2 separate regions of the Homo sapiens genome follow, and region 1 is linked to region 2. Evidence: chromatin loops called from intact Hi-C (ENCODE). Cell type or tissue: B cell. All regions are shown on one strand. Each heading gives the region's core, and the rest is flanking DNA. Links, peaks and the distances in the headings are about the cores only. Region 1 has its middle 14 kb from the start of APOF. Region 2 has its middle 4.6 kb from the start of SPRYD4.

Region 1 (5,377 bases), core at 266-5,265, 87 kb after region 2:
TTGTTGGTATATAGATATAGCAGAAATAGTTTTTATTATATTTTAGTCCTTAAAGTATGGAACTTAATGAAACTGTGTAAAAACTTTTTTTTTTTTTTTTAAGAGGGAGTCTCGCTTTGTTACCCAGGCTGGAGTGCAGTGGCATGATCTCAGCTCACTGCAACCTCTGGCTTCCAGGTTCAAGCAATTCTCCTGCCTCAGCCTCCCAAGTAGCTAGGATTACAGGCACCCGCCACCATGCCCAGCTAATTTTTGTATTTTTAGTAGAGATGGGGTTTCACCATGTTGCCAGGCTGGTCTCAAACTCCTGACCTCAGGTGATCTGCCTGCCTTGGCCTCCCAAAGTGCTGGGATTACAGGCGTGAGCCACCATGCCCGGCCTAAAAATATTTATTTTTCATTTTCTGCTTCAAATTTTCAATAAACAAACTCTAAAGAATAAAAAAAAAAAAAGAACTTTGCAATGCCTATATATAGAAGATCAGATGTACTTTTTCTTTCTTTTTTTTTTTTTTTTGAGACGGAGTCTCGCTCTGTCGCCCAGGCTGGAGTGCAGTGGCACAATCTCCGTTCACTGCAAGCCCCGCCTCCCAGGTGCACGCCATTCTCCTGCCTCAGCCTCCTGAGTAGCTGGGACTACAGGCGCCCGCCACCACGCCCGGCTAATTTTTTGTATTTTTAGTAGAGACAGGGTTTCACCGTGTTAGCCAGGATGGTCTCGATCTCCTGACCTCATGATCCACCCGCCTCGGCCTCCCAAAGTGCTGGGATTACAGGCGTGAGCCACTGCGCCCGGCCCAGATGTACTTTTTCATTCGTGCCACGAAAATTCTGAAACTCATTTTACTGGACTTGATAAAGAAATATTTTCAGGCTTATTTAGAAATATGTTCAGGCTGATTTAGCCTACCACTACATTTACTTTCTCAAATGTCTCTGATAGACCTGTGTACAGAGACTCAGCATAGCATAGCAGGTAGTTAGAAATGTTGAACAGAGGAGGAGAAAGAAGAGGAAAAAAGAATGATGGGAACAGCTTAGGACAGATGTATGTTCACTTGATTCCAGAGCTAAAAGACATGTGACTAGAATCAGTTTTGCCCCTCTCTTAGTAGTTCCTAGCTCCTATTTCTTCTCCCCAATTTATCTTTCTTTCAGTTGTCAAATACTGTGGATTTATTATGTACTAGATATGAAGGGTATTATCTTTCCCCATTCATCTTCTTTGTACTTTCTAACTCCCCACCCGAATGCTGTAGCTTGCTTATGTTAATTTGCAAACTGAAAAGAGAAATAAAAAGCTGCTTTTATATCAGAATCACAGTTTTCTTATTTCTCTTGACTCTGGGTCTCTGTGGCCTCTTTTGTGAACTGGAGGTGAAATGTGACAGGGACACGGAAATGCCAATGTCTTTTGAGGCTGAAGATTTTAACAAAAGGACAAATATTTGTAGAGATTATGTCCCTTAACTGAGTATCGGGGAAAACAATCACCTCCCCTCCTCATGGGACAGGGAACTGGGCAGAGTGTCTACACCTATCAGAGCAGTCCCACTTCTCACTGACGGGATTGTGTAGTAATTTGGGCCTCATAATTAGGAAGTGAAGCAGAGGAAGTCTGGTGATCTGGAATGGGGAGACCAAGAAGAATAATTGAGTCCCATTCTCTTTTCTTGGGGCCAACTTAAAAGGAACAGAAGCTGAAGGTTATTGCATGAGATGTCTTCTGAGCCCTGGGCTCCTTTCAGACCAGGAGAAACAGTTTGAGTATTGTCATTCATTCCAGCATAGTCTGACTCAGCAAGGCATCACCTAAGACCCAGGATGACTGCTCCTTTACTGCCTCCTGCTGCATCCTGTGAAACCTAGATAAACACCCTTGGTGCCATTTTTCTAATCTCTAGGGATTCAGATGCGCTCTGTAGGGTCTTAACTATGCCAGACCCTGCTCCCAAAGACCTTTCCTGGCCTCACCCACTTGGTCCTTCTACCAAGGATCCAGATAGACCTTGCACTGAGGATTGCCCTGGAGCACGCTGACCACCAGGCTAACTCCCAGACCCCAGAGCTTCATCTCTAGGCTGGAGGATGTGAAAACATGCGGTGTTTATTCAACCAGATACAAGGTGCCATAAGGACAGCAGCCCAGGTAGATGCTTCCCAGGGGATATCTTGATGTCTGTTCTGTAGCTGCTAGGCAGGGTTCAGCCTAATTCAGAGCAAGTGTACCTTTTCTACTGTAGACTGTGGGCATGAGCAGAAGCAGCATGTCTGTAATGCAGTCTAGCTGTCACCAGGAGTGGGAATCTGCTACAAACTCAGGCACAGCTTTGTACTCTGCTGCTCAGAACTACTCTGTCAAACCCAAGGAATGAGGCAGATATGGAGCCATAGATCTTGGCTGTGACCTCCTGATGATCATACTGAGGCTGTCAGGGGGATCCACAGGCTCTCTGTGTTAAACCTGCAGTGAAGGCTGGGATTCACAGCTAATCTAGTATCCCTATCAAAAAGAAGCAAACAGGCCGGGCGTGGTGGCTCACACCTGTAATCCCAGCACTTTGGGAGGCTGATGCGGGCAGATCATGAGGTCAGAAGTACGAGACCAGCCTGACCAACATGGTGAAACCCCGTCTATACCAAAAATACAAAAATTAGCTGGGCATGGTGGTGCGCACCAGTAGTCCCAGCTACAGGGGAGGCTGAGGTGGGAGAATGGCTTGAGCCTGGGAGGTGGAGGTTGCAGTGAGCCTGTAGTCCCAGCTACTCAGGACGCTGAGGCAGAAGAATTGCTTGAACCCGGGAGGCGGAGGTTGCAGTGAGCCAGAAGGAGCCACTGCACTCCAGCCTGGCGACAGAGCAAGACTCCAGCCTGAGCAACAGAATCAGACCTTGTCTCACAAAAAAAAAAAAAAAAAGGAAAAAGGAAGAGACACCCAGAGTGTATGGGGATAGAGGAATGGCCATGTGCCATGTGAGGACACAGTGAGAAAATGGCAATCTGCAAGCCGATTAGAGAGGCCTCAGGAGCAACTGAAACTGCTGACACCTTAATCCTGTACTTCCAGACTTCAGAACTGTCAGAAGTAAATTTATATTCCATAAGACATCCAGGCTGTAGTTTTGCGTTATGGCAGCCCTAGCCGACTAAGACACTAAGCATGGGTCTTTATTCATCTATTTTCTGTTACCCTGTGAGTTCACTCAACTGGAAAACTTATTTTCTTCATCTTAAAAAATCTCCTAGAAAAAAATCATTTTCTCACTTCCTTTTTTTTTTTTTTTAGTTTAGTTTTTGTACGGTAAAAAACACATAGCAAGCCAAGCACGGTGGCTCACGTCTGTAATACCCCAGCACCTTGGGAGGCCAAGACGGGCAGATTGCTTGAGCAACCTAGGCAACATGGCAAAAACCCGTCTCTACAGAAAATACAAAAAATTAGCAGGTGGTGATGCATGCCTGTAGTCCCAGCTATTCGGGAGGCTAGGGTGGGAGGATCACCTGAGTCTAGGATGTCGAGACTGCAGTGAACCATGATCACCCCACTGCACTCCAGCCTGGGTGACAAAGACCCTGTCTCAAAAGAAAAGAAAAAAAAAACACATAACAAAATTTATCATCATAACCATTTCTTTTTTTCTTTCTTTCTTTTTTTTTTTTTTTGACAGAGTCTTGCTGTCACCCAGGCTGGAGTGCAGTGGTACAATCTCAGCTCACTGCAACCTCCACCTCTCGGGCTCAAGCAATTCTCCCTGCCTCAGCCTCCGCAGTAGCTGAGATTACAGGTGCCTGCCATCACACCTGGCTAACTTTTGTATTTTTAGTAGAGGCGGGGTTTCACCATGTTGGCCAAGCTGGTCTCAAACTCATGATCTCAGGTGATCTGCCCACCTCGACCTCCCACAGTGCTGGGATTACAGGCATGAGCCACTGTGCCCAGCCCACAACCATTTCTAAGTGTACAGTTCAGTAGTGGTAAGTATATTTACATTGTTGTACAACCCACATTCAGAACTTTTTCTCTTGCAAAATGGAAACTGCATATTGGTTAAACAACAGCTGCCTATCTTCCCCTCCCTGAAGCCTGTGGCAACCACCCTTCCACTTTGTTTCTATGAATTTGAGTACTGTAAATACCTCACATAAGTGGAATTATACAGGATTTGTCTTTTTGTAATTGGCTGATTTCACTTATCATAATAGCCTCAAAGTTCATCCATGTTGTAGCTTGTGTCAGAATTTCCTTCCTTCCTTTTTTTTTTTTTAAGAGATGGGGCCTCACTCTGACACCCAGGATGGACATCGACCTCTGGGCCTCAAGCAATTCTCCCACTTCAGCCTCCTGAGTAGCTAGGACCACAGGCATGAATCTCCACACCCCATTAATTTTGTTTATTTATTTTTTTTAGAGACCGGACCTGACTAAGTTGCCCATCCTGTTCCTTCCTTTTTAAAGCTGAATAATTCTCCATTGCATGTATGCACTTTTTTTTTTTTTTTTTTTTTTTTTTTGAAACAGAGTCTCACTCTGTCGCCCAGGCTGGAGTGCAGAGGTGCAATCTCGGCTCACTGCAACTTCTGCCTCCTGGGTTCAAGTGATTCTCCTGCTTCAGCCTCCCTAGTAGCTGGGATTACAGGCACTTGCCACCATGCCTGGCTAATTTTTATATTATTTTTGTATAGACGGGTTTCACCATGTTGGCCAGGCTGGACTTGAACTCCCGACCTCAAGTGATCCACCTGCCTCAACCTACCAAAATGCTGGGATTACAGGCATGAACCGCTGTGGCCATCCACCACCAAGTGGATTTTTAAAATCCATTCGTTCATTGAGAGACATTTGGGTTGCTTCCATTTCTTGACTATTGGGAATAGTACTGCTATGAACACAGATGTGAAAATATCTTTTTGAAATCCTGCTTTCAATTCTCTGGGATATATATCCAGAAGTGGAATTGCTAGATTGTATGGCAATTCTATTTAAAAATTTTTAAGGGCCGGGCACGCTGGCTTTTGCCTGTAATCCCAGCACATTGGGAGGCTGAGGTGGCGGGCAGATCACTTGAGGCCAGGAGTTCGAGACCAGGCTAACCCACATGGTGAAACCCCATCTCTACTAAAAATACAAAAAATTAGCCAGGCATGGTGGTGCATGCTTGTAATCCCAGCTACTTGGGAGGCTGAGGCAGGAGAATCCTTGTACCCAGGAGGCAGAGGTTGCAGTGAGCCAAGATCACGACATTGCACTCCAGCCTGGGTGACAAAAGTGAAACTCTGTCTCAAAAAAAAAAACAAAACAAATTTAAGGACCTGCCATACTGTTTTCCACAGGGCCTGTACCATTTTGCATTCCCAACAACAAAGCACAAGGGTTCC
Region 2 (5,377 bases), core at 209-5,208:
GGTGTGAGCCACCACACCTGGCTTCTGGCCTAGATATTTAAAAGCCTAAATAACTAACCAAAAATTCTTCCTCCTCTCCCAGAGTGGTAACTGCCTTGAATGATGCACATGGCCCTAGTTCAGGCCACTGTCATCCTTGGCCTTAAGGCTTTCTCATTTCTTTTATTTATTTATTTTATTTTATTATTTTTTTTATTGAGACTGAGTCTCACTCTGTCACCCAGGCTGGAGTGCAGTGGCAGAATCTCGGCTCACTGCAACCTCCACTGCCCAGGTTCAAGCAATTCTCCTGCCTCAGCCTCCTAAGTAGTTGGGACTACAGGCGCCCACCACCACGCCCTGCTAATTTTTGTATTTTTAGTAGAGACAGGGTTTTGCCATGTTGGCCAGGCTTGTCTCAAACTCCTGACCTCAGGTGATCTGCCCGCCTCTGCCTCCCAAAGTTCTGGGATTACAGGCATGAGCCACCGCGCCTGGACAAGGCTTTCTCATTTCAATGTAGAAATGTGAGTAGCTTCTAAGCTGATCTGCCAGCTTCTATCTGTCTGCTTCTAATTCAATGTCGGCATTACAGTCAGACATGCAACCTCCCTGCTTAAATCTGTTAATGTGCCTGCCTCAAATTCCCTTACATGGTCACAAGGCTTTACATGATATGACTACTGCCTACCTTCTTTGTTCGTTTTCACAAAACATGATTTCTTCAAGAGTTCACAGGGCCATTGCAGTATAATTCACTAGGTGCCATGATTGAAGTCATACAGGATGCTCAGGAAACAAAGGAGAAACCTCTGATTTAGTATATTTGAGAGTGGTGGGAAGAGACTTCCCAAAAGCCATACCTATGGCTTGAAAAGCAGAAATGGTTAAGCAAGTGAGGGAATCTCATGAATTGCAACCCATATTCAGCCAGTTGCCCAGAAACCATGGAGTCCTTGGCTTGTCTGTCTCCTCTCACATATCTGATTGTCACTGAATCCCTATCACATTCCCCCTACTCCTACCAGCCCCCACTGTCAACTGCATCAGCCGTCTAACTTGTCTCCATTCTCCCCAGTGCTGCTGAGTGAAACCTATATCACCCATTAGGTTGTGAATCCTTTTTTTTTTTTTCTGAGACAGAGTCTCACTGTGTTGCCCAGGCTCAAGTGCCGTGGTGTGATCTTGGCTCACTGCAACCTCCGCCTCCCAGGTTCAAGCGATTCTCTTGCCTCAGCCTCCTGAATAGCTGGGATTACGTGCACCTGCCACCACACCTGGCTAATTTTTTTGTATTTTTAGTAGAGATGGGGGTTTCACCATCTTGGTCAGGCTGTTCTTGAACTCCCGACCTTGTGATCCACCTGCCTCAGTCTCCCAAAGTGCTGGGATTATAGGCATGAGCCACCACTCCCGGCTTAGGTCATGAATTCTTAAGAAAGGTGATTAAATACTGTGTTCTCTTTGCCCCAGGGCCTTAGTGTTCCCTTTACCACAGAATATGTGCTCATTAAAACGAATGAGTATAAAAGGAGAGGGTGGTTGGGCATGGTAGCTCATGCCTGTAATCCCAGCACTTTGGGAGGCTGAGGTGAGAGGATCACTTGAGCCCAGGAGTTCGAGACCAGCCTGGGCAACATAGGGAGACCGTATCTCTACAAAATAAATTTTAGAATTAGCCAGGTGTGGTGGTGCACGGCTGTAGTCCCAGCTAATTGGGAAGCTGAGGCACGAGGATTGCTTGAGCCCAGGAGGTCGAGGCTACAGTGAGCCTGGGCAACGAAGTGAGACCCTGTCTTAAAAAAAAAAAAAACAAAACAAAAAAAAAGTTTTGTTCCCATATTTTTTGGACTGCAGTGGCTCATTCTCTCCACCAGTTTTTTTTTTTTTCTTTTGAGACAGAGTCTGGCTCTGTCACCCAGGCTGGAGTTCAGTGGCGTGATCTCAACTCACTGCAACCTCCGCCTCCCAGGTTCAAGTGATTCTCCTGCCTCAGCCTCCCGAGTAGCTGGGACTACAGGCATGCACCACCATGCCTGGCTAATTTTTTGTATTTTTAATAGAGACGGGGTTTCACCGTGTTGGCCAGGCTGATCTTGAACCCCTTTCCTCAAGCGATCTACCCGTCTTGGCCTCCCGCCCGGCCTCGCCACCAGTTTGGAGTGCAGTGGCCCATTGTCTCCACCAGGGGTCAGCATGGCCCAGACTTTTCAGTCAGCTAAATAACGTGAGAAGAGAGCTTAGAGATTTCCTTCAGCAAAGTCCTGCTCTGTCAATACTTTGCATTTTGGTAGTAATGGGAAGGTTCCAGGATTGTGTTTCTGTAGGATTTCCCCTTTGGTTCCTGTGAGAGCTGAAGCAATCACTACACATCCCTCACACCGTCACTTAAGACACATCCATTACTTTATTCCTTATTCAGGGAATAGCCTTGCTTGTCATCTCTTGTATTATTTACCTTTTACAGGCTGACCATTCATTTGATAAATTCACCTTCCTCATTCAGATGATTTAGCTGCCTCGTTGCTCATTGTAATTATAATTCTTTTTTTTTTTTAAACAGATTCTCGCTCTGTCACCCAGGCTGCAGTGCAGTTCAGCTCACTGCAAACGCCGCCTCCTGGGTTCAAGCAGTTCTCCTACCTCAGCCACCCAAGTAGTTGGGATCACAGATGCGCACCACCATGCCTGGCTGTATTTTTAGTAGAGACGGGGTTTCACCATGTTGCCCAGGCTGGTCTCGAACTCCTGGCATCCAGTGATCCGCCCACCTCAGCCTCCCAAAGTGCTGACCACACCCAGCCTATAATTCTTAACTTAAATGCAAAATAATTAGAATATGATAGAATTTTACTTAACAGACAAAACGGGAAAGACATTGAGGCAACAGGAACAGCTTAGACTAACGCACTGGGTTATGAAATTTAGAACAGAGTATTGGAAGGAACCACAAGGAACACAATATTGCCAGAGTCTCATGTTGGGGAGACAAGGAAAGCAGTTGGAAAACTTGAGGCTGGATGATGAAGTGGCTTACATGCCGTGAGAAGGAGTTTAGACTGTCTTTCAGGCATTCAGGAACTGTTGAAGGGAACACAGAGAAGTTACAAATTATGGGTACCATATAAAGATAAAGCTGGCAGCAATATGGAGAATGAATTGGAAGGGACGAGACTAGAAACAGGGACAAACAGGGTCTGAGACCACTAAAGTTCTCAGGTGAAATGTGGTGCAGACTCAGTTAACTGAGAGGTAGAATTCTTGGAGCTTTGGTGACATTAGATGGAAGTGAGAGGATGAGGGAAGGTGTCAAAGCTGATTCATAAGTTTCTGACTTTCTGACTTAATAAGGGAATGCAGAAGGAGAAGCATGTTTGGATGAGAAGATAATCAGTTCAGTTTTGGACGGGCTAAATGAAATGTTCTATAGATATATGGATATGCATCTCAAGGATGAAGTGGATGTAGATGTAGATGAGGTCATCCAAAGAGAGGGTATAGGGTAAGTAGGGAATAAACGGAAGGTACAACCCTAAAAAATACCAATACATGAGATAAATATAAAATGCTTAGAACAGAACCTGACCATAGTGAGCACCGGTCTGCTTGGCTTGAAGTTGTATCTGACTCCCTAGGAAAAGAAAGGAGGAGGCAAGGTGGGCTAATCTCTTTATTACTTGATTTCTTGGATTACCCCATTTCTAATTTGTGGGAATCCTGGCCTGATCCAAGTGCTAATTGGATCCCTTAACTATGGATGGGAGAAAGATGATGCACTCAGTGCTTGGTGATTGTTCTGGACTTTGCCAGTAGTCAGCAGTCAGCAAAGCATAACCAGAGAAAGAGGGAGAAGGGCAGGGGGTGGGGAGGGCCTCAGGAGCTAGCCAAAGGGGCTGCTGGGCTGGCTTGTGCTATGCTGGGGCCTTTGTCCTGCTGAAACTGTCCACACAATGGAGCTGGGTTACATGCTGACCTGGCATTCTGAGTAGGGGGCTGGGATAGAGATTCTGTATGGTGGAAGCAGAGATGGATAGTCACCTAGTTCCTGAGGACTGCATCTCCATTCATCCACAATGAAATCACTAGAGAGGATGTTCAATATATGATAATAATAACTTATGTTTATATGTGATTCACACGTCAATTCATTTATACTTTGATTTTTTTGTTTTTTAAGAGACAGGTCTGCCTACATTGTCCAGGCTGGATTTAAATTCCTGGGCTCAAGCAATCCTTAACCTCAGGCTCCCAAATAGCAGGGACTACAGGCATGTGCTACTGCACCCAGCTCATTTATTTGTATTTATTTTATTTTGTTTTTATTATTTTTATTTTATCTATTTATTTATTTTTTTTATTTTTATTTTTTTGTGAGACGTAGTCTCATTCTGTCACCCAGGCTGGAGTGCAATGGCATGATCTCAGCTCACTGCAGCCTCCACCTCCCGGGTTCAAGCCATTCTCCTGCCTCAGCCTCCCAAGTAGCTGGGACTACAGGCATACACCACCATGCCCAGCTAATTTTTATATTTTTAGTAGAGACGGGTTTCACCATGTTGGCCAGACTGGTCATGAACTCCTGGCCTCAAGTAATCCGCCTGCCTCGGCCTCCAGAGTGCTAGGATTACAGGTGTGAACCCCTGCGCCTGGCCTTTATTTATTGTTTTGAACAGAGTCTCCCTCTGTTGCCAAGGCTAAAGTGCAGTGGTGCCATAAGCTTACTGCAGCCTTGAACTCCTGGCCTCTGGTGATCCTCCTGCCTTGGCCTCCCAAAGTGCTGGGATTACAGGCATGAGTCACCATGACTGGCTATTTTTCCTTTTACATTTTATTTATTTATTTTATATATAATTTATATATATAATTTATTTATATATATTTACATTTATTTATATTTTTACAATCTGGCCGGATAGGCAGTAAAATACTATTTTGTTTTCTTTTAAAGAGACACAGTCTCGCTCCGTCACCCAGGCTGGAATGCAGTGACATAATCATAGCTCACTGTAGCCTTGAATTCCTGGACTCAAGTGAACCTTCCACCTCAGCCTCCTGAGTAGCTAAGACTATAGGCACGTGCCACCACACCCTCTAATTTTTAAAAATTTCTTATAGAGACAGGGTCTTGTTATGTTGCCCAAGCTGGACTTGAACTCCTGACAAGGTAGTCCTCCTGCCTTGGCCTCCCAAAGTGTTGAGGTTACAGGCACGAGCCACCACACCTGTCCAGCGTAGATCGTTTATGGAACTCAAACCTGATATATTCTTCAGGTCCTGATAATATGAGCTGGCTAGGGAGTAGCTGCAGTAAGATGGTGAGTCAGTCCTGGACATCCTTAGAGGTGACTATGGTAATCACATGGGACCCACTGTGGAGGAACACAGCAAGAAAAATAGC

Evidence for each region. Peaks named below come from ENCODE experiments on the same cell type or tissue, not always from the same donor. Only the 100,000 strongest peaks of a DNase experiment are listed, where the experiment ranks them.
Region 1: it touches region 2 in a loop (4-fold over the local background); 52 of 110 quality-filtered maps call a loop at or near these places.

Annotation. Positions count from the first base shown.
Region 1 is chr12:56,373,893-56,379,269 of GRCh38, reverse strand. It overlaps the pseudogene APONP and the pseudogene LOC100128676. Among named protein-coding and RNA genes, the nearest start is that of APOF, 14 kb to the right of the region's middle. In B cell, for the core only: no CTCF peak of the experiment used is centred there; DNase peaks (open chromatin) are centred at 535, 2,144, 3,349 and 4,019; H3K4me3 peaks cover 1,841 bases; H3K27ac peaks cover 4,710 bases.
Region 2 is chr12:56,461,283-56,466,659 of GRCh38, reverse strand. No RefSeq gene overlaps it. Among named protein-coding and RNA genes, the nearest start is that of SPRYD4, 4.6 kb to the left of the region's middle. In B cell, for the core only: a CTCF peak has its summit at 2,166 (motif pointing right); a DNase peak (open chromatin) is centred at 2,169.